Linked DNA regions of Homo sapiens: region 1 is linked to region 2. Evidence: chromatin loops called from intact Hi-C (ENCODE). Cell type or tissue: ascending aorta. All regions are shown on one strand. Links, peaks and the distances in the headings refer to the core of each region. The heading gives the core; the rest is flanking DNA.

Evidence for each region. Hi-C counts contacts between places; a loop is a spot of excess contacts. Peaks named below come from ENCODE experiments on the same cell type or tissue, not always from the same donor. Only the 100,000 strongest peaks of a DNase experiment are listed, where the experiment ranks them.
Region 1: a loop joins it to region 2, with 2.7 times the contacts of the local background. A loop is called at or near these places in 2 of 110 quality-filtered maps.

What each region holds. Positions count from the first base shown.
Region 1 is chr15:46,360,073-46,371,204 of GRCh38, forward strand. No RefSeq gene overlaps it. Among named protein-coding and RNA genes, the nearest start is that of SQOR, 730 kb to the left of the region's middle. In ascending aorta, for the core only: no CTCF peak of the experiment used is centred there; a DNase peak (open chromatin) is centred at 5,739; H3K4me3 peaks cover 1,678 bases; H3K27ac peaks cover 2,272 bases.
Region 2 is chr15:46,305,918-46,317,049 of GRCh38, forward strand. No RefSeq gene overlaps it. Among named protein-coding and RNA genes, the nearest start is that of SQOR, 680 kb to the left of the region's middle. In ascending aorta, for the core only: a CTCF peak has its summit at 6,404 (motif pointing right); a DNase peak (open chromatin) is centred at 6,414; H3K27ac peaks cover 962 bases.

The sequences.
Region 1 (11,132 bases), core at 1,804-9,803, 54 kb after region 2:
TCAAACTTTGTGAAACAGTGATCTTGGGAATCTATGAGACACCAAAGAACCAAGTCCACTGAGAGAGAGATATATATATGTATGTATGTGTGTGTGTATATACCAACATGTACATGTATATATACAGGTATGTGTCTATATACACATATACACACATATATGTATATATACACACACATATCTCATATGTGTATAGACACATACCTGTATATATATATACATGTACATGTTGGTACGTGTGTGTGTGTGTGTGTGTATATATATATATATATGTCTACATATACAGGTATGTGTCTATATACATGTATACATATATGTATATATGCATATATATGCATGTGTTTATATATGTATATATGTACATATATACTTGTATATATATACTTGTATATATGTACATGTATATACTTGTATATATGTACATGAATGTATATGTATACATGCATATGTACATATGTGTGTATGTATGTGTTGGTAAGTTGAAATTGACATATATATGATATATATGTATATCATATCTGGGTTTTGAGTGGAGATCAACAAAATAGTATCTATCACACAAATTTGATTTGAATTTTACTTGCTCACTGTTTATTATATCTATGTGTGTGGGTGTGTGTTGGTAAGTTGAAATTGGCATGCTCAGGATATAGATATGTCTGTGTATGTATATATGTATGTTATTCTTTTAGATTACACAGTTTATATCAAAATCAAGCATCAGTTAAATTATAACCCCCAATTACTGTGTAAGAAAGCCTGCCAAATCTACTCTGACATTATACTTATATATGGCCTTCAAGGAGTAGGGCCAGTGCTGATCCTCAAGGGTGCTAGCAAATTCTTCATAGTAGTCTAAAGTCTAGTAGTATGGAAGGATATGATAGACACAAAGACATATTTCATGCTGTTCTTTTAAATAAAATACCATTTGATCTCGGAGCAGAAATATAAGTTTTCTTAAGTTTTCATATTTCCCAATTAACAGGGTTACAAGGGGAAGTAGAAGAAATATTAAACAAAATTTTCCAAAGTGGCATTAATTATTAAAGTAAATGACACAAATGACTACATAAATAAGTAAAATACATAGGAATATCTCATCCTTCTTCCATTTCCAATTCTACCATAAGGATTAAAGTCCAGGCCTGCATTGCCAAGTTACAAATATCACATAAAATTAACCACAGTATTATTAAATTTATAACAATATGTATCAGTAGTTTTATAACATATACATGTATAGGGGATATAATTTATTATACATCATGTTATATAATGCATTATTACTGTGTGAGCCACTAGGCTTAGCATCCAAGACCACTTGATATATTGTATGTGCTCAATTCTCTATTTGTTAATTATAAAGAATTCAAATATCAACTCTTTGATGTATAAGTGTAATTAAACACACATATTTTGGAGCTGTTCTGCTTCCATTACAGTTTTAGCTCTATTAATACTAATTGCATGCCTTTGCATCTCAATTGCCTGATCTATAAAATGATGAAAATAATAACTATCTCATTAGTTTGTTGTGAAGATTCAACAAGATAACACCCAACCAATGACTTGCACGTATCAGGCACTCAAGAGTATGAGTGAAATGTAATAAGAATCATCATTATTTTGTTGTAATTATTTTTATTTTTTTATTTTTATTATTATTATACTTTAAGTTTTAGGGTACATGTGCACAATGTGCAGGTTAGTTACATATGTATACGTGTGCCATGCTGGTGTGCTGCACCCATTAACTCGTCATTTAGCATTAGGTATATCTCCTAAAGCTATCCCTCCTCCCTCCCCCCACCCCACAACAGTCCCCAGAGTGTGATGTTCCCCTTCCTGTGTCCATGTGTTCTCATTGTTCAATTCCCACCTATGAGTGAGAATATGCAGTGTTTGGTTTTTTGTTGTTGCGATAGTTTACTGAGAATGATGATTTCCAGTTTCATCCATGTCACTAAAAAGGACATGAACTCATCATTTTTTATGGCTGCATAGTATTCCGTGGTGTATATGTACCACGTTTTCTTAATCCAGTCTATCATTGTTGGACATTTGGGTTGGTTCCAAGTCTTTGCTATTGTGAACAGTGCCACAATAAACATACGTGTGCATGTGTCTTTATAGCCGCATGATTTATAGTCCTTTGGGTATATATCCAGTAATGGGATGGCTGGGTCAAATGGTATTTCTAGTTCTAGATCCCTGAGGAATCGCCACACTGACTTCCACAAGGGTTGAACTAGTTTACAGTCCCACCAACAGTGTAAAAGTGTTCCTATTTCTCCACATCCTCCCCAGCACCTGTTGTTTCCTGACTTTTTAATGATTGCCATTCTAACTGGTGTGAGATGGTGTCTCATTGTGGTTTTGATTTGCATTTCTCTGATGGCCAGTGATGGTGAGCATTTTTTCATGTGTTTTTTGGCTGCATAAATGTCTTCTTTTGAGAAGTGTCTGTTCATGTCCTTTGCCCACTTTTTGATGGGGTTGTTTTGTTTTTCTTGTAAATTTGTTTGAGTTCTTTGTAGATTCTGGATATTAGCCCTTTGTCAGATGAGTAGGTTGCAAAAATTTTCTCCCATTTTGTAGGTTGCCTGTTCACTCTGATGGTAGTTTCTTTTGCTGTGCAGAAGCTCTTGAGTTTAATTAGATCCCATTTGTCAATTTTGGCTTTTGTTGCCATTGCTTTTGGTGTTTTAGACATGAAGTCCTTGCCCATGCCTATGTCCTGAATGGTAATGCCTAGGTTTTCTTCTAGGGTTTTTATGGTTTTAGGTCTAACGTTTAAGTCTTTAATCCATCTCGAATTAATTTTTGTATAAGGTGTAAGGAAGGGATCCAGTTTCAGCTTTCTACATATGGCTAGCCAGTTTTCCCAGCACTATTTATTAAATAGGTAATCCTTTCCCCATTGCTTGTTTTTCTCAGGTTTGTCAAAGATCAGATAGTTGTAGATATGCGGCATTATTTCTGAGGGCTCTGTTATGTTCCATTGATCTATATCTCTGTTTCGGTACCAGTACCATGCTGTTTTGGTTACTGTAGCCTTGCAGTATAGTTTGAAGTCAGGTAGGGTGATGCCTCCAGCTTTGTTCTTTTGGCTTAGGATTGACTTGGCGATGCGGGCTCTTTTTTGGTTCCATATGAACTTTAAAGTAGTTTTTTCCAATTCTGTGAAGAAAGTCATTGGTAGCTTGATGGGGATGGCATTGAATCTATAAATTACCTTGGGCAGTATGGCCATTTTCACGATATTGATTCTTTCTACCCATGAGCATGGAATGTTCTGCCATTTGTTTGTATCCTCTTTTATTTCCTTGAGCAGTAGTTTGTAGTTCTCCTTGAAGAGGTCCTTCACATCCCTTGTAAGTTGGATTCCTAGGTATTTTATTCTCTTTGAAGCAATTGTGAATGGGAGTTCACTCATGATTTGGCTCTCTGTTTGTCTGTTATTGGTGTATAAGAATGCTTGTGATTTTTGTACATTGATTTTGTATCCTGAGACTTTGCTGAAGTTGCTTATCAGCTTAAGGAGATTTTGGGCTGAGACAGTGGGGTTTTCTAGATATACAATCATGTCATCTGCAAACAGGGACAATTTGACTTCCTCTTTTCCTAACTGAATACCCTTTATTTCCTTCTCCTGCCTAATTGCCCTGGCCAGAAGTTCCAACACTATGTTGAATAAGAGTGGTGAGAGAGGCCATCCCTGTCTTGTGCCAGTTTCCAAAGGGAATGCTTTCAGTTTTTGCCCATTCAGTATGATATTGGCTGTGGGTTTGTCATAGATAGCTCTTATTATTTTGAGATATGTCCCATCAATACCTAATTTATTGAGAGTTTTTAGCATGAAATGTTGTTGAATTTTGTCAAAGACCTTTTCTGCATCTATTGAGGTAATCATGTGGTTTTTGTCTTTGGTTCTGTTTGTATGCTGGATTACATTTATTGATTTGCGTACATTGAACCAGCCTTGCGTCCCAGGGATGAAGCCCACTTGATCATGGTGGATAAGCTTTTCGATGTGCTGCTGGATTCGGTTTGCCAGTATTTTATTGAGGATTTTTGCATCAATGTTCATCAAGGATATTGGTCTAAAATTCTCTTTTTTGGTTGTGTCTCTGCCTGGCTTTGGTATCAGGATGATGCTGGCCTCATAAAATGAGTTAGGGAGGATTCCCTCTTTTTCTGTTGATTGGAATAGTTTCAGAAGGAATGGTACCAGTTCCTCCTTGTACCTCTGGTACAATTCGGCTGTGAATCCATCTGGTCCTGGACTCTTTTTGATTGGTAAGCAATTGATTATTGCCACAATTTCAGAGCCTGTTATTGGTCTATTCAGAGATTCAACTTCTTCCTGGTTTAGTCTTGGGAGGGTGTATGTGTTGAGGAATTTATCCATTTCTTCTAGATTTTCTAGTTTATTTGCATAGAGGTGTTTGTAGTATTCTCTGATGGTAGTTTGTATTTCTGTGGGATCGGTGGTGATATCCTCTTTATCATTTTTTATTGCGTCTATTTGATTCTTCTCTCTTTTCTTCTTTATTAGTCTTGCTAGTGGTCTATCAATTTTGTTGATCTTTTCAAAAAACCAGCTCCTGGATTCATTAATTTTTTGAAGGGTTTTTTTGTGTCTGTAATTATTTTTAATTTGGGCTTCACTTCCCAGTCCAGTGAGATGTGCTCTGCTACTTTCATACTTTCTTAACCCTATTAATGTAGCCACAAATTGTAGCTCTTTGGATATATAATTTATTGCTGAACATTCAAGTTTAAAGTTTTAAAAATTTTCCTTGACCAGGGATTGTGCAGCATTGATCATAATCAGCATGATCATTATTTGCAGTAGTTAATACATAGAAAACACTCTTTTTTTTGTTGAGTCAATGAATGCATGTATGAATCAGAAGAAACAAAATAGTAGTTTCTATATCTGCTAAGAAAGCAAAATAATGTAACATACTATCACTATACTCAGCATCTGAGTTTATGTTTTAGTTTATTTTGATCAGTAATACTACATTAATTACCTAGGAGTAATAAGAAAAAAAGCTTGCTTAATATTTAAATGTCATGTTAATGCAAATGAAAGCCAAATGCCCTCATGCCATATAATAAAAGGGTCAGTTTTGCATTAGTTCAAATAAAAAAGAGTGATTGAGAATTGAGTCACCACAAGGAACACAGTGGGTTGGGCATGATAAACTCAGCAGAATCTCTATCGTAGTAGCCAATATCATTATCTGGGTTTTGAGTGGAGATCAACAAAATAGTATCATCTATCACACAAATTTGTTGATTTGAATTTTACTGGTTCATTGTTTATTTTATAAATTTCTTCGTGGTTTTAATTGTACAAGAGCTGATAAGTATAAGAATTTATATTTAAGTGCATAGTTTTTACCTGTGTGTAAGTATTTAACATATTAAAATAATTTTGGAGAGTTCATGAGACTTGTTTTCCTTTAAAAAGAAACCACGTCTTACTCAAACTTGCATAAGCACCACACAACCCAAGTACTTTCTCAGTAGAACTCCATTTGAGAACAGCTTGTTAGTGTGTAGATTTGGATATATGTGCCCTCAGAAACATCACAGCAACATACCAAAGCCCAATATATCAGAGTTAATCTGTGATGCAGGCATCAGTCCAGCTGGTACATTCTGCTGTGAGTGCTTCACTCTATTTTTAGTGGTAATTTATTTGGCATGCAGATTGAGATCTTTCGTGGGAATAACAAAATGACTCACGCCTTCAGCTGCCCGATTCTCCTAAGAACCACGATGTGAGGCTGCACGATTGTGGACCTGGGACAGTTGGTAATTGCCTCTTTTCCTCCTCCTCTTCTACACTTGTATGAACTCTCTCGAATAAATAATGAATAACTTCTTTTTTCCCCTACCCCAACAACTAAGTCTCATAATTAGAATTTGCTACTTCTATTAATACATTCAATTATGTGCTGATTCAAGCATCTTCACGTCAAATGCATTAGAAAACAGCTAATTATGCCCTTTCCCATGGGTAAGAAAATCTTTAAATTTAATTAAACGACCTTAACTCAACTCCTTCACATTAGGGTCTATATCCCGATGGATTTCCTACTGGGCGACTTAAAGAGCCAAGCTCAATATTAAAAGCAGCAGCAGTTATTACTTTTTATTCTTTAAAACAAAATTATTTTTGGTTGAAGAATTCTGACCATTAATTTCACTCTCAATCATGCTTCTGCATTCACTCCTAAAAACACAGATTAGTTGAGAAAGCTTGCTTTTCACTTTTAAAGTTGTTTACTTTCTTTTTCTTGCACCAATAAGATGCCTTAAATAGAGACTACCATTCTTCAGTCTTGATATTCTTTTTGACATACTAATCAACACACATAAGCAAAGGTAGTAGAAACAAATCTTAGAAAAAAGAAAACATGTTAAGCACCACATCTGAGCCATGCAGGGTTCAAATATACAGAATGTTCTGTCTTTTATGAGAAAGCCACAAAATATTTTTCTATTTCCTGTTTCTAAATTGGAAAATTGGAATAGAGCTATCTTAGTTTAATATTTTCCAGGAAAGCATTAAAGTCAAGCCAAGTGATTTGCTTTTTCTTTAGTTTTATAAATTTTACTTTTTGTTTTTACTTAGAACGAACTTGTTTTTTCTTAAAAATTGGACTTACACAAAAAGAGAAATCCAGATGTTCAAAGGAAGTAAGCAATCTGGAAAGAGGCAATTATATAATAGCCTTAGATGAGTTTCTTTCATCCGTTCTGTCTCCATCCTTCCCTTCCTCTTCTTCTCCCCAATCTATTCATTATTTTTCTTCTCTTTCCTCCTCCTCTTCTCATACTTCTTATTTTTCTTCTTGTTTGACCAAGTACTTCTAGAAGATGATTAATTATATGTACAACATACTGATACCTCAACATTCCTGTGATGGGCCAAACCCACTTCCAATATCATTTTTCTTGCTTGTTTGAATCAGTCATTAAACAATAATTAATGATACTAACTCTTCTTACTAATTCAACAATTAAGCAATGGGAGCCATTGGAGATTCTTGAAAAGGGAAATGATATTAAGAATCATCTGTCAATGATGGGCAGGAAGAACTGCAAGATGGTAGACTCATTAGCAGAGTTTGTAGTACTCAGGCAGAAGGTATAGAGGGTTTTGAATAGGTTAGCAGAGCGACTGTGGAAAGGACTTCACATTGAGAGGCATTCAGGAAAAAGAATTAACCAATGACATACTGGATATGAAAAATAAAGTATAGAAGTATGTCAAGGATTGTTTTTAGCTTTCAAACATGAACTACTAAGGAAAAATAGAAGTGTTAGAAATGAGAACTGATCAGGAGAGCAAGTTGGGTAAGGTAAATTCAGTTCAAGGTAAATTCAGTTTTAGGCATATTGCTTTTCATGTTATGAAACTACTTATAGGTAGAAATGACCTAATCAATTTGGAAAATTTTCTGAGAGTTGGAGAAATTGAGCAAATTCAAACAGACTAAAAGCACCTCAGGGGCTTGTTGACATATAGTCCCTGAACTTCTTGATAGCTTACCCATTAATATCCCTGCATTATTATTTATCTGTCTTTGTGTGATCAGAAAACAATAATGCTAATTCAAAAAAGTGCCAATTACAAGTCCTTGTCTGTTTTCTGAGGCAGGTGGATCCTGGTAACTGGAGGATCTTTTACAAACTTAAATATTTTCTTAAACAAGGGTTTGAAGATGCCTGTTTGAAGGAAAGAAACACGTGAGTAATAAATAGTGAATGCTACAGAGAAACCAGAAAGTAAGAAAGGTGCATAGGACTGTGGTCAGGGCAGCTATAGAAGCTATTGTTTTTTTTTTTGTTTTTTGTTTTTTTTATTATTTAAGTTTTAGGGTACATGTGCACATTGTGCAGGTTACATACATATGTATACATGTGCCATGCTGGTGCACTGCACCCACTAACTCGTCATCTAGCATTAGGTATATCTCCCAATGCTATCCCTCCCCCCTCCCCCCACCCCACAACAGTCCTCAGAGTGTGATATTCCCCTTCCTGTGTCCATGTGATCTCATTGTTCAATTCCCACCTATGAGTGAGAATATGTGGTGTTTGGTTTTTTTTCTTGCGATAGTTTACTGAGAATGATGATTTCCAATTTCATCCATGTCCCTACAAAGGACATGAACTCATCATTTTTTATGGCTGCATAGTATTCCATGGTGTATATGTGCCACATTTTCTTAATCCAGTCTATCATTGTTGGACATTTGGGTTGGTTCCAAGTCTTTGCTATTGTGAATAATGCCGCAATAAACATACGTGTGCATGTGTCTTTATAGCAGCATGATTTATAGTCATTTGGGTATATACCCAGTAATGGGATGGCTGAGTCAAATGGTATTTCCAGTTCTAGATCCCTGAGGAATCGCCACACATACCCAGGAATTGAACTCAGCTCTGCACCAAGCGGACCTAATAGACATCTACAGAACTCTCCACCCCAATTCAACAGAATATACATTTTTTTCAGCACCACACCACACCCATTCCAAAATTGACCACATAGTTGGAAGTAAAGCTCTCCTCAGCAAATGTAAAAGAACAGAAATTATAACAAACTATCTCTCAGACCACAGTGCAATCAAACTAGAACTCAGGATTAAGAATCTCACTCAAAGCCGCTCAACTACATGGAAACTGAACAACCTGCTCCTGAATGACTACTGGGTACATAACGAAATGAAGGCAGAAATAAAGATGTTCTTTGAAACCAACGAGAACAAAGACACAACATACCAGAATCTCTGGGACGCATTCAAAGCAGTGTGTAGAGGGAAATTTATAGCACTAAATGCCCACAAGAGAAAGCAGGAAAGATCCAAAATTGACACCCTAACATCACAATTAAAAGAACTAGAAAAGCAAGAGCAAACACATTCAAAAGCTAGCAGAAGGCAAGAAATAACTAAAATCAGAGCAGAACTGAAGGAAATTGAGACACAAAAAACCCTTCAAAAAATCAATGAATCCAGGAGCTGGTTTTTTGAAAAGATCAACAAAACTGATAGACCGCTAGCAAGACTAATAAAGAAAAAAAGAGAGAAGAATCAAATAGACACAATAAAAAATGATAAAGGGGCTATCGCCACCGATCCCACAGAAATACAAACTACCATCAGAGAATACTACAAACACCTCTACGCAAATAAACTAGAAAATCTAGAAGAAATGGATAAATTCCTCGACACATACACTCTCCCAAGACTAAACCAGGAAGAAGTTGAATCTCTGAATAGACCAATAACAGGAGCTGAAATTGTGGCAATAATCAATAGTTTACCAACCAAAAAGAGTCCAGGACCAGATGGATTCACAGCCGAATTCTACCAGAGGTACAAGGAGGAACTAGAAGCTATTGTTAGTAGACAGAGTTAAGTGCTGGTAGTGGAAAGTGAGGAATCTTGGGCACAAACATTGAACGACTAGTGATTAATTTTTGAGTGAAATGCTACATATGTGTTATGTAACAATTATTTCATATATGTCCCTATTATCCCTAAGGATTTTGAATAACATATGTATTTCTCATTAAGTATGGTAGAGGTTTCTTTTGTATGCATAAAAAATTGTTGTGAATCCTACATTAACGGTAGCAGAGAATAGAAAAAATTCTACCCGAGGGATCAGTCACGTGTGATTAATACTTGTGCATGGGTGTGTGCTGTGCAATAGGAAGTTAGAAATCCCAGATGGAGAACCTGCAAGGTGAAGTTGGCCTCTACAGCAGTTATGAGTACAATCCTTGTAGTGTAGAATGGGCTGGCTGAAGAAGAGTTGAAGAAATCGAGGGTGTGGATCTCCATGATCCCAGGTAAAATTTCTGATCAGAAAGAAGCAGGAGAAACTACTTTACCATGTTGCTGGACATTAACAGAGAACACTTGAAAACAAGTTAGTGACTTGGGGATATTCTCATATTTCAGTGAGACCCAGAAATCCCATAGTATTTTAAGGGGAGAGTGAAGTTTGAGGAGTTTAGGCCTAGATTAGCCACTGCTTCAATCTATGGGAAGGGATGTGGAGATAGGAGTAGATGAAGGAGTCATGATACTCATTGTTTGAGCATGCCATGTATTTTATGCCTCTATGTGGTTTATCCCTTAATCTGGAATTCCCATTTTTAACTGCATATGGAATAACCTAATGCTGGTATATTTTGAATGGGATATCCTGGGGGCCCCTGATAAAATGGAGTATACTTGTCAGAGAAAGCCTCAATCATATTGTGACTTATAGTACCTAATATTTGAGGCAAAGTGTTTGTTGTTCTTCGCAACAAACATATGAGGTCAGTGCCTTTATCTTTATTTCACCAATGAAAAATAGCTTGTCCAAAGTCACACAGTTGTAATTGGCAATGTCTATATTTCACTCTAAATCTCTCATATTAAAACTCCTTGTTCTTAACCATTATGCTTTCAGGAAACCACTTCTCAAATATGTTAATAAATATGTGAAATAACCAATGCTTAATCAGAATTGTATTGACCAGTTTGCACAACCACTTCTCTGGCTAATACTGTTACCAACACACTACACCATCGCTGTTTAGATCTAGTTGTGTGTTAGGGGAGGCTGAAGACAGGGAGCAGATCGTGATGGCTTTATCGCTCTCCCCAAATATTCAGCACATTTTCTCACTCACTTAATCCTAAGTGTCTCATCATATTTTTAGGCTATAATTCAAATTAGTTTACTGTCCAAGAGCTTTTGTAATTTGGCCCCACTTTATTAATCCAAATTTATACAGTTCATTTCAAAACCCACAGATACCTATGGAGCTCTAGGAGTGTACCAGGCACTACAATAGGGAGGAGAAACAAAACAAAAATAAGTACATTTTTTTCCTAGAATCCTAGGGACTTGTTAACTTTTAAAGGCAATGTAAGTGTTATATTAAAGAACATGCCAAGTGCTAATAAAACACAAAAACTAGCATGGGCAACAAAGTGAGGCCTCACGTCTACTACAAATAAAAAATTTGTGGAGCATGGTGCTGTGTGCCTATGGTCCCAGGTACTTGGGATACTGAAGTGGGAAGATTGCTTGATCCCAGG
Region 2 (11,132 bases), core at 2,018-10,017:
CCCCTCAGGACAGTACAGGCAGAAAACCTTGGTAACACCCATGTGGTGCCATTTCACACAGTGCATGAGCTGGCAAGACATGGCTATCTCCATCTAGATTTCAAAGGATGGAGCTCTCAGAGCCTCAAGCACTAAACTAAGGCAGAGGGCTGCTGAGAGGGCAGGGCCCCTGCAGAGAGTCTTCAACTATGACAGTGCCTAGTATAGCCATGAGGGAAGTGCTACCCCAGAGACCCCAGACTGGAAGAGCCACTTGCTTGGGATTCCAGCCTGGGAGAGATACAGGCACCCAACTGCAAGCCACCCAACTGGAAGCCATAAAAGGAGAAGTGTGGGCTGTGCCCAGCTAAGCCAGAGGAGACTAACTTCTGTCCAAGTGTGTCCAGAAGACAACACATGAAAGCAAGGAAGATTATTCTCAAGTCTTAAGATTTAATGTTGCTTGCCCAGTTGGGTTTGGGACTTGCTTGGGACCTATCACAATTTCCTTCTTTCCTGTTTTTCCTTGTTGGAATCGGAATGTCTGTCTTGTGTCTGTCGTTTTATTTTGGAAACACATAATTTGTTTGATTTCACAGTATTAAAACTGGAGAGCAGTTTGCCTCAGGATGAATCATACCTTGAGTCTCACCCATTTCTGATTTAGATGATATTTATATGACACTCTGGATTTAAGTTGTTTGAATTGATGCTGGAACAAGTTAAGACTTCAGGGGCTATTAAGATGGAATGAACATATTTTTAATATGAGAGGGACATGAGATTTTTGGGGGGAGTCAGGAGTGGAATACTATGTTCTGAATGTTTGTACCCCCCAAATTCATATGTTGAAATCCTAACCCCCAAGATAATGGTATTAGAAGGTATTAGGAGATGCAGAGGTGATCAAGTCATGATGGCTCTGCCCTCATGAATGAGCTTAGTGTCTCTATAAAAGAGAACCCAGAGAGCTAGCTAGCTCCTTCCACATGTGAGGACATAGCAAGAAGACACCACTTATGAATCAGGAAATGGGTCCTCACCATACACTTAATCTGTTGGTGCCATTACCTTGGACTTCCGTCTCCAGAAATGTGAGAAATAAGTTGCTGTTGTTTATAGGCTATCCAGTCTATGGAATTGTGCTATAGCAACCTGAAAGGATTAAAATACTTAGTTCGGGCCAGGCGTGGTGGCTCACGCCTGTAATCCCAGCACTTTGGGAGGCAGAGGAGGGTGGATCAATTGAGGGCAGGAGTTCAAGACCAGTCTGGCTAACATGGTGAAACCCTGCCTCTAATAAAAATACAAAAACTAACTGGGTGTGGTGGCGGGTGTCTGTAATCCCAGCTACGTGGGAGGTTGAGGCATGAGAATCGCTTGAACCCGGGAGGTAGAGGTATCAGTGAGCTGAGATCTTGCCATTGCACTCCAGCCTGGGCAATAGCACGAGACTCAGTCTCATAAATAAATGAATGAATGAATGCCTAGTTTGGCTCACAGATGGGACTCAGTCACAGTTACTGTTAGGAATAAAGACAATCTCTGGGCCTCCAGAAAGTGAGAAAGGCAAGGATCTGACTCAGGGCTCTCTCTTTGCTCTGAAGTGGGAAATTGCCCTTAATATTTAAGATGTATCGAATCCTGGAGCTGTGTGTTTAGTCCAATGTAGTTTAAGAACCATAAAATCAGAGAAACACTTCTGAATTAATAAAACTTGAATGAGAAAAAAATTATTTTAGTCAGAACAGTTAAAACAAATACATCTTTTAAAAATGGTAAGAAATGGAGGCTTCTAAATTTGACATTGCTCTAATGATTTAACTTAGCTGGAGGGAAGATGAAGTCTTCCTGTCAAGCATAGGTTGTTCAGCCAGGAAATGTAAAAAAGCCACACACAGAAAGAACAAAGTCTGGTGTTCATGAGAGGCGATGGTCTTTTCTAAAATGAAGTTCCAGCCAAAATATAGGACGTGAGTTAGAGGCAATGATTCCAAAAGTTTCTGAGGAAGGTGTCAGAGAAGACTGATAGAGATGATGCAAATTTCAAGCTGCTGGTTCAGCTCCAATTTGGCAGAAATCTAGAATGAAGAACTGTTTCCTCAAGACCACAGTGCCTGCCCATCTGGATTAAAAAATGAAAACAGTACGCAGGAAAATAGCGTCCAATTTGGTGGTACTTTGAACTATGGCCAGAGGAAGGTCACTCAACTGCATATTTCCTATTAAAGTCCAGAGACATTATTCTCTTGAGCCCTTTATTCCCATGTTCCCATTCTTCTTCAGGAAAGTTAAGTCAGCCAACAGGATCGTCCTCCATTCTGGATAGTGGACCTAGATGTTTTCTAAGGAATTCCATTTAGTAGTGGAGAGTCTGTGAAGTAGATAAAAAAGCACCACTCTCTCTCTTCCTTTATACATGTGAAATAAGCACACTGTTCCTCATCTGTTTAAGGAACACTACAGAAAAACGGATTAAGAAAAATAACTTCTGGTAAAGTTAATGGCTCAAGAAGGCTTCAAGTCCTCCTTCTCTGTCCCTGTTCTGAAGTGAGACATGGAGGGAGCTGGCTAGCTGGCCTTCAGCCATCCAATATGTGCTAATTTTTGATTTAAGAATTAGTTCAATTAAACCGTACCTGCCAGACAGATGGTCCTCATCCAGGGTCATGCACTGTTGCAACTGCTGATTATTGACTCTCATGTCCCCCAGTGAAGTGGCAATACCTGCTGTTATTAGCTGTTTGGCACCTTCTGTGTTGCCGCGCTGGCAAGGCAAGAAGGACCCAGGCATGTGCTAGGGGTAGTGCTGAAGGTTAAAGTGCTGTCCAGAACATGCAGCAGATCTGAGGGATGAGGCTAAAAGCTAATCTGTTCAGCCATAGAAGGAGACACACATATGCGTTTTGTGTGTGTGTGTGTGTGTGTGTGTGTGTGTGTGTGTGTGTGTACAGTAAGTAAAGGGACATAAAAGAAAGGAAACTGCAGTTTTCTATCTTTCTTCCCTTCGACTCATCTCCTAGTCCCTGGTCTTCCTGGGAGCCACCTGCCACAGTCCTGGACTCTGTCATTCTACATTCTAGGAACCCTGAACTATGCTTCCAGCCAACTGCTAGTTTCCTTGGATCCTTAAAAATATCATACCACACAGGCCAGTTTTATTCATACATTAAATAACTTGCTAGGATTGCAACTTTTGATCTTCCTTACTGAGAGAAAAACTGTGCAGATTCATAAGTGATTAAGCCAATAGCTAGCCTTTAATTGAGCACTTACTGTCTACCCAGCATTCTGCTAGGTGTTTTACCTGTAATAGTTCCAGTGAGGCAGGTTTTGTTTATTATCTCCAGTTTACAAAGGTCAGAAAGGTTAAGTGCCTGAGGTTAGCTAATAATTGGCCAAATAAGATTCAGATGTAGGAAGGCTGAGGCCAGCTGTGCTCTTCAATGCCCCATCCAAGCCCTTCCCTATGTGACTCCCACTGCTGCTCATTCCCCTTCCACCTCACCAGTCACCCCGCTGTGTCCCTGACGTCTTGGCTAGATATTCACTATGTGGCTATTTTTCTTGGCTTCGGCTTCTGTTGTATTAAGTCAAAATCTCAGTCAAATACAACACACTGCAACATTTTAAAAAAGTACCCCCATAGCCAGTCTTTCCATTTGTAAAATGAGATTGGGGTAGTCTCTATCTCTCGTGGATGTTATGAAGATTAAGAGACGGAATGCACCAAATTCTCAGCACGGTGCCTGACACAATAATAAGCATCATCTGAGTGCTAACTATTTTGGGATTTTGCTTACTGAAATGGCCCAGAGGTAATGTTATATTCATTTTGTGGATGTGGGACATGGAGCATAAGTGGCCAAAACAACTTGGCAGAAGGAAATCCTGCTAGTAACTGGCAGAGCTGGAGGAGCCTGTGCCTTAATACTCATTGCCTCTCTCAGCTCCCTGCAAACCCCTAACAACTAACCACATTGTTGGGCATCCCATTGCCTTTCTGTTTAGGATTTGGGAGGTCATTTCATATTCTCAGCTAATTTGAAGAGCAGAGAGAATTTGAATTCCATTTCAGACGATCACATTTTCAGATTCGTTTGGAGATCACTCAGTGGCTGTCAGACATGGGAGTGAGACAGCAGTGAGAAGAGAGAGACGAAAGCTCACTTCTGATGTTCCTGGGTTGGTGTGTCTGTCAAAGGACAACAGGAGAGGGCAGCAAAGACCCTAAATGCAGGGAACTTTGAGGGTGTTCAGTTGGTTGTGTGGACACCTGGGAGAGGGGGACTCCACTGCACAGGAAGTAAACCTGCAACAGAGAAACCTGGCAGGCTATAGCAGTTCCCTGCCATAATCACAGAGCTGGGGTTTGCCTGGAGTTGGACAGCTTAGTGAGGATCAGATTTCTCTATGTACGAAGCACACACAACATCCCAGGGTCAGAAATAAGCTGTAATGGACAAGAATTATAGGATAGGGATATGGGGAGCAGAGCCAAATGAAGTGTACTGCTTTCATTTCCTCTGGAAGGTGTACCTTGGGCAAAAGGTCTAACTGAATTTAAATAATATTTGTTTCCAGAAGGGGCTTTGGAATAGGTAGGTTTTGCCCTAAGAGAGCCTTTATTTTTACCTTAAAAATAGCAGGCAACGTTTCTATGAAAGGAAGACAAAGTGATATTGCTTTATGTAAAATTAACGCTTAGAGATTTTAGAAGATGAAGTAAGGCAAATTGCTTTCTTATTTATGTTTATGCTCTCACCCATATACCCCGCAGTAGCTTAAATGCAACAGGAACTAAGAATAATAGAGTAAAAATATGATGCAATGCCTGATTAAAAATGCAAATTCAAAGTTGCCAGTGATCTTCTAGCTAAGCAGAGTAAACACTGGAAAGGAGAAAAAGCACACTGAGGTTCGCTAAAGGATAGAAATGATCATCCAAAAGAAGTAAGAAATGGGTGCCAAAGGAGGTAAGAAACGTGGAGTCTAGCCTCTGAGGAATAAGAGATTATTGGGTAAGCACTGGTGAATTGGAAGGGAAAAAGCCAAGTGGCCAAGAAAGACAGATTTACCAGGATTGGGGTTTTATTTCTAAGGATTGAGCCAGTGACGCTTGGAAGAAATCCAATCAGTAAATACTAACTGAACACCCACTGTGTGCAAGGCATCGTGGTCTGCCTTTCCAGCGCAATAAAGCAGTATAAAGATGAGAGAGACTTGCAGTGTAACAACTAAAAATACAACATGTTAAGTAAGATAGAGAACTTGAATATCTTGAAGGAAAGAAAATTAAAGCATGTTAAATGCGAAATAATGGTACACAAGACAAGTACAAGTGGACTCTGACTAGGGAGAGGTGGAGCAGTCAGGAAAGTCTTTTGGGAAAGGGTGGTACTTATGATAAGTAGGATAGGATGGGAAAGACTCCAGCCAAGGCGAGAGACAATAGCTTTTATAGAATCAGAACATATTATTAGATAGAAGCAACATTAGGAGTATCCGAGAAAACAGTATTAGAGAGCCTCATTGTATCATTTGTTAGTGTAGCTCCACTTGTCTCCCCCACCCCAGGCCTTCACCATCTGGGTCTGCCCACAGAACAGGGGGCAGCACAGTCCGAGAGGGAAGGGTGTGTTGCTTGGAGGGCATGAAGTGGTAGGGGGCTTCCCTGAGTGGGCTAAGACTGTAGTACTAGGGTGAAGGGGCAGTGCCTAGTCAGGAGGAGCCATGGATCCTCTGTGGGGGTCAGCATTAAAGATATAGTGCAAAACACTTAATGAGGCAGGAGGCTGGACAAGCACAGAAGGATGGCGGTAGGCCAGAGAACAAAGTCTGGTCAGGAGGATCTGTACTCTGAAAGTATAAACCAAAGCACCCTTTTATGTGAGGTCTGCTGCTCTTTACAAATATTCAAAAATTGTCTATAAAATGTAAGTGTGTCATTTAATATTTTCCATAATATGACAGATTTTAATTCATATCTCATATTTTATAGTCTAAACAAGGAGCTCTTAACAGTCATTAGAATCACTAGGAAGATTATCAAAAATATAAGTAATCAGGAATGAACTGGAGTAGGACCCAGAGGACAATATTTCTTGAAATCTTTCCAGCTAGACCTGGGAACCACTAGTTTAGCCAAACTGGGGTCCTCTTTCTTCTTTAAATTTACTCTAAAGTTTCTCTCCTCTATTCTTATTCTTGTGATTTTCATTCTGTTAGAAATGAAACTCTGTTAAGGATGTGATCCTTCTATATTTCTGTTGAAATTCTTACTTAGAAAATGCTGATAAAAGTAGTAGATGCCCAGTTCAGCTTGCTAGTTAGATTACCTTTCTAGGTCTTTGCAGATCAAGGGTCTGTGATTCCATTGGTTTGGCTCTTCAAGCGCTGATGTGAGCACAGTGCTAAAGAATGCCAGGAGAGGGCAGCAGAGAGCTGGGAAGCCCTTTGATAGAGGCTAGAGGAAGTGAACCAAATGGGAGAACCTGTATGTAGCAGGTGGAGGAGAAAATACTTGATCTTTTATGGGGTGCAGGGTATGCCAGTTGTGTGTCCTTCATAAATTAACCAAAGACTATAGTCATTACTCAGATCAGAAACTGAAATCAACAGGGGATGCCACAGGGAGTGGTAGTTTTAAAACAGGAAGGGATGGAAATAGGCTCTAAGATATTGCTGGGAGCCACCAAAGGTAAGCCAGCTATGGCAGGATGTTGGGCCCCTGATAGCTCCTGAGACACTGGCCCTGTCTAGGCATAGATTCATTAGACGTGGACCCAAACCAGTAGAAAAAGCCTTTATTTAAGGACTGAGCAAGTCTTTGCAACCTAGGGGTGCAGGTGAACAGGATAAAGGAAACATTTTAGAGTAAGATTTCAGGGGACTGAAGAAACACTGACATTCAGGAAAAGCAGAAGAGATTCTTACAAGTTCAGTGCCCACATCATAAGGAAAAAATTCTCTGAAGACCAGGATGGGATTCAAGGGTGTTATGTTGAATAGAGGCATGCAAAGGAAGTACTTAACGTGCAGGCCAGGACCAGAGACGGTGCACTAGGTAGAGTGCGGCATCCAGCAAAAGTATTTCAAGGTAAGTTCTGCAAGGGTTTGGGAATATCACAAGGCTTTGTTGGTAGTGCCAATTTAAATCCACCTTAGGCTAAAACTTCCAGAGTATGATCTAGCACCTTGCTACTTAAAAGTGTGGTCTGTAGACCAGCAGTCCTGGCATTGCTTGGGAGCTTATTACAATTGAGAATCTCAGGTCCTGCCTCAGACCTACAGAATCAGAATTTGCATTTTAACAAGATCCCCAGGTGATTTCACTGCATATAATGCATATTAAGGTTTAAGAAACAGCAGACTAGCATCCAGTCCAGACAGGGCTGGGTGGCATTGATACCTGTAGAAGATTAGTAAGGGCATTCTGTAATAAGAAAGTGAGGGAGAATAGCTGCATTTGAATGACAGTAGCTGCAGCCATTAATAGTATGTGAACTCGATACTTTATTTTGGCTTATTTTTTTCAAACCCTACTAGATGCCTTATAGTTACATGCAAAATCAACCAACTGATGTATTTTTCAGAGGCCACAGTAGGGGAAACTGCATCCTACTGCAGTTTGAAAGAAAGTGTGAATCCAAATTAAAGGTGTTGCTTGGGAGGGCAGTGGGTTTCTTAGAAGGTTTCCGCTGTGTATGGTCCGGGGTCTGTGTGTCCAGAAACTAGATTTTTAAAACATTTTTAGGCTAACTCAAAGCAATTAGACCCTTAGACAAAGGACTATTGGTACTAATATCACAAGGGAGTTTATGTTTGTATTAGTTTATTATTGTTGTTGTAATAAACTAACACAAATTTAGAGGCTTAAAACAACACAAATTTATTCTCTTACAATCCTGGAGTCCAGCAGCCCAAAATCAGTGTCACTGGGCTACAGTCAAGGTGCCAGCAGGGCTTGTTCTTTCTGGAGGATCCAGAGAAGAATTTATTCCTTGACTCTTCCAACTTCTAGAGGCTGCTGCCAAAATTAATTTCCTTCTCTGACTCCTGGACTTTTCCTCCATTTTTTTTCTTTTTTTTTTTTGAGATAGAGTCTTGCTCTGTTACCCAGGCTGGAGTGCAGTGGTGTGATCTCAGCTCACTGCAGTCTCTGCCTCTCGGGTTCCGGTGATTCTCCTGCCTCAGCCTCTCAGGTATCTGGGATTATAGGCATGTGTAACCACACCTGGCTAATTTTTGTATTTTTAGTGGAGGCAGGGTTTCACCATGTGGGCCAGGCTGGTCTCGAACTCCTGACCTCAGGTGATCTGCCCACCTCAGCCTCCCAAAGTGCCAGCATTACAGGTGTGAGCCACTGCGCCCAGACTTTCCTCCATTTTTGAAGCCACCGGTGTAGCATCTTACTTGTGTTGTAAGATGCTTTCATTGCCTTCATCTTCTGTGTCAAATATCCCTCTCCCTAGCTCCCACCCTGATAAGGAAGGATAATCTCTCTGTCTGTCTCAATATCCTTAGTCACATCCACGAAGCCACTTTTTCTATAAAAGGTAATATTCACAGGTTTTAAGGATTAAGGCCTGAATATCTTTGGGGGCCAATTAGCCTACCACAAAGTTTAAACCATAATTTTAATTGATGAAATAAAATATGTTGTTCCATTGATTACACAGCCTAATCTCTTTCTTGGTATTGGAAAGTCAAATTAGTATCAGCAAGTGATTTGGAAACTAGAGAATGAATTTTGTATGAGCCAGACAGAGCCCTGATGAAGCACCCCTGACCACAGCAACCCCTCGGGTTGGGATGGCTCCTGCGAGTGATGGCTTCTCTCCTCTGCTCTGGTCTTGCTTATGCTGTCCTGATTTGCTCTCAGACTTCCGTGTCCTGCCCTGCTCCCCTCCCTCAGTTGGAAAATTCTCTCTCTGAATGTACAGTATTATAGATGAAGCCCAAGGTTTGGGGGCCACACACTATAAGTGCCCACCTGTACTGGTTCAGGGAAGACAGCAAGCTCAGGCAGAAAACCAGGCAGTACAGGTAAACTGCTAGTGGCAGAACCTTAGAAGATTTTGAAGCTTCAAGGCAACTTAGAAATTATCTAGTCCAACCCCTTATTTACTGATGGGAAATAAGTCCCAGAGAGACAGTAGCACGTCCAGGGCCACACTTGGATTTATTATTTAGTCAATGAAAATTAATAAAGCAGCTGCCCTGTGCAGGGGTTATGCAGAGGAATAAAATGTGAATGAAGGAAATAAGGAATGGTGACCATGGATATAACTGGCAGGAGGATTCAAGATGCTCACCAGAAATCAGGCTTTGGGAATTTCTGAATTCAGACTCTAATGCTCTGTAGGCTATGTGGACAAGTCTTACACATTTGGTGGTATTACACCATCATTGATAAAGTAGAAACAGTAGCATTTGTTTTCCAGTACAGATTAGAAAAATAAAGCCTGACCCTCTCTTTTTCAAGGTAGAAAATAAGTTTGTTTACTTTCCCAGGAGCAAGCTCCCATCTGGCTAGGCAGCAACCACTGCCAGGCTGCCCCTTGGGGAAGCAGCAGAGAGGCAATAAGCCAGCACCCTCCACTCCCATGGGCACCCTACAGGGAAATGCACGGGAGCTGATGGATGTGATTACTGTGATTACTGCAGCAACGTGGGTCAGGGTGAAGGGAGCTCTTCTCTCGCATGGAGCACCAATTTGCCTGAGCTGTAAGGAGAACTGAACTGACTGTTTCCCAAGGGGTGTGGGGCTGAGCAAATGATGCTGTTAACTCTCTCCATGTGCAACCATACATACCTTTTACCATATGTCTGTCAACCTGATGTTTGTTACTGTATGTCAAACACATTCAAAATCTTTTGCAGATCTCAGAATAATATGCTTAGGCACAATGTGATGGTGATGGCAGAAACACTGTGAAGTTCTGAGTGGTTCATCTGTCTCATTTTGATTAAAGTCATAATCCAGTGATCTTAGGTTTAAATGAAAAAAAATATAGATCTCAAAATACTTCAGATATAAAGGGATGCCTCAGGATTTGCTTTTTCTGAGGAACTCAAAGGAAATTAAAGTCCTTTTACAGTAACAAAAAAGACATCCAGTTAGCATCATAAAAATCACAACCCGATATTAAAATGTCAGTTATTCCCCCTTGTCTGGGAATTGAAAATGCAGGCTTTGTATGTTTCTTTTTGGGGACACTGTTGGCTAGCAAAACTGATTTCTACTATAATTGGAAGACCTTATCTCAAAAGTAAGAAGGCTGGCCAAAAGGTCTACTCAGCACACATGACAAGGTCATGGCTTGCAGGCACAGGAAGCCAGCACATATGGGCTCAGCTTCTATGAGGTGCTAGAACAAGAGGAGGAGGAGGGGGAAGAGTGGCTTAGTATTCCCTTGATCCTGACATGACTGTCCTGCACATGGTCCCTTTAGTCTGGTCATCTGCAGGTCCCAACTCCCCAGTGACCCTCAATCCATCTCCTAAGGGGAGGACAACTCACATCTCCTATTCTCTTTCCAATCCATTATTTTGTCTTAAATCGTATGGCTAGCTCCCCTTGGAGTCTTCTGCTTTCATCTTAACTGCCTATTTAGTAGATCAAGCTGACTAAAGTTTGCTAGTTTACTGTGTCTTTGCCTTCCTGCTCTAAGAACTCCAATTCTCCTGGAGGCCTGTGGATTTCTCTAAGTGGGGAAAGACTCAAAATAAGACAGCACAGGAAAGAAAACCTCATTATATTGTTAACCTATAAAAAGGCAAAGAAAACTACCTGAAAGGCCATATATCAAAATAGTAACAGGAGTTATTTCTGGGTGGTGGTGTTTGTTTTCTATGGGATTCTCTGTATTTTCCAAATTTACTTTTTATCAGAAACAAGGCATCAGAAAGAAAATGATATGAGTTGTTAGAGTAATTGTGCTTTAGTTCACTTTGTAAACTATAAGGTAGAGTGTGGAGAGAAAAACCAAGGGACGTCTTTGGTCACTGCAATGGGTCAGGATCACATTAGGTAAGTAAAGGAGAGAAATTGCTCCAACATCATTTTGAACAAAGCATAAAATCAAACTGAATTTGGTTTGGTAAATAAGATGCCCCAAGGCCAACCCTACTTAAGGTTACTTTATATT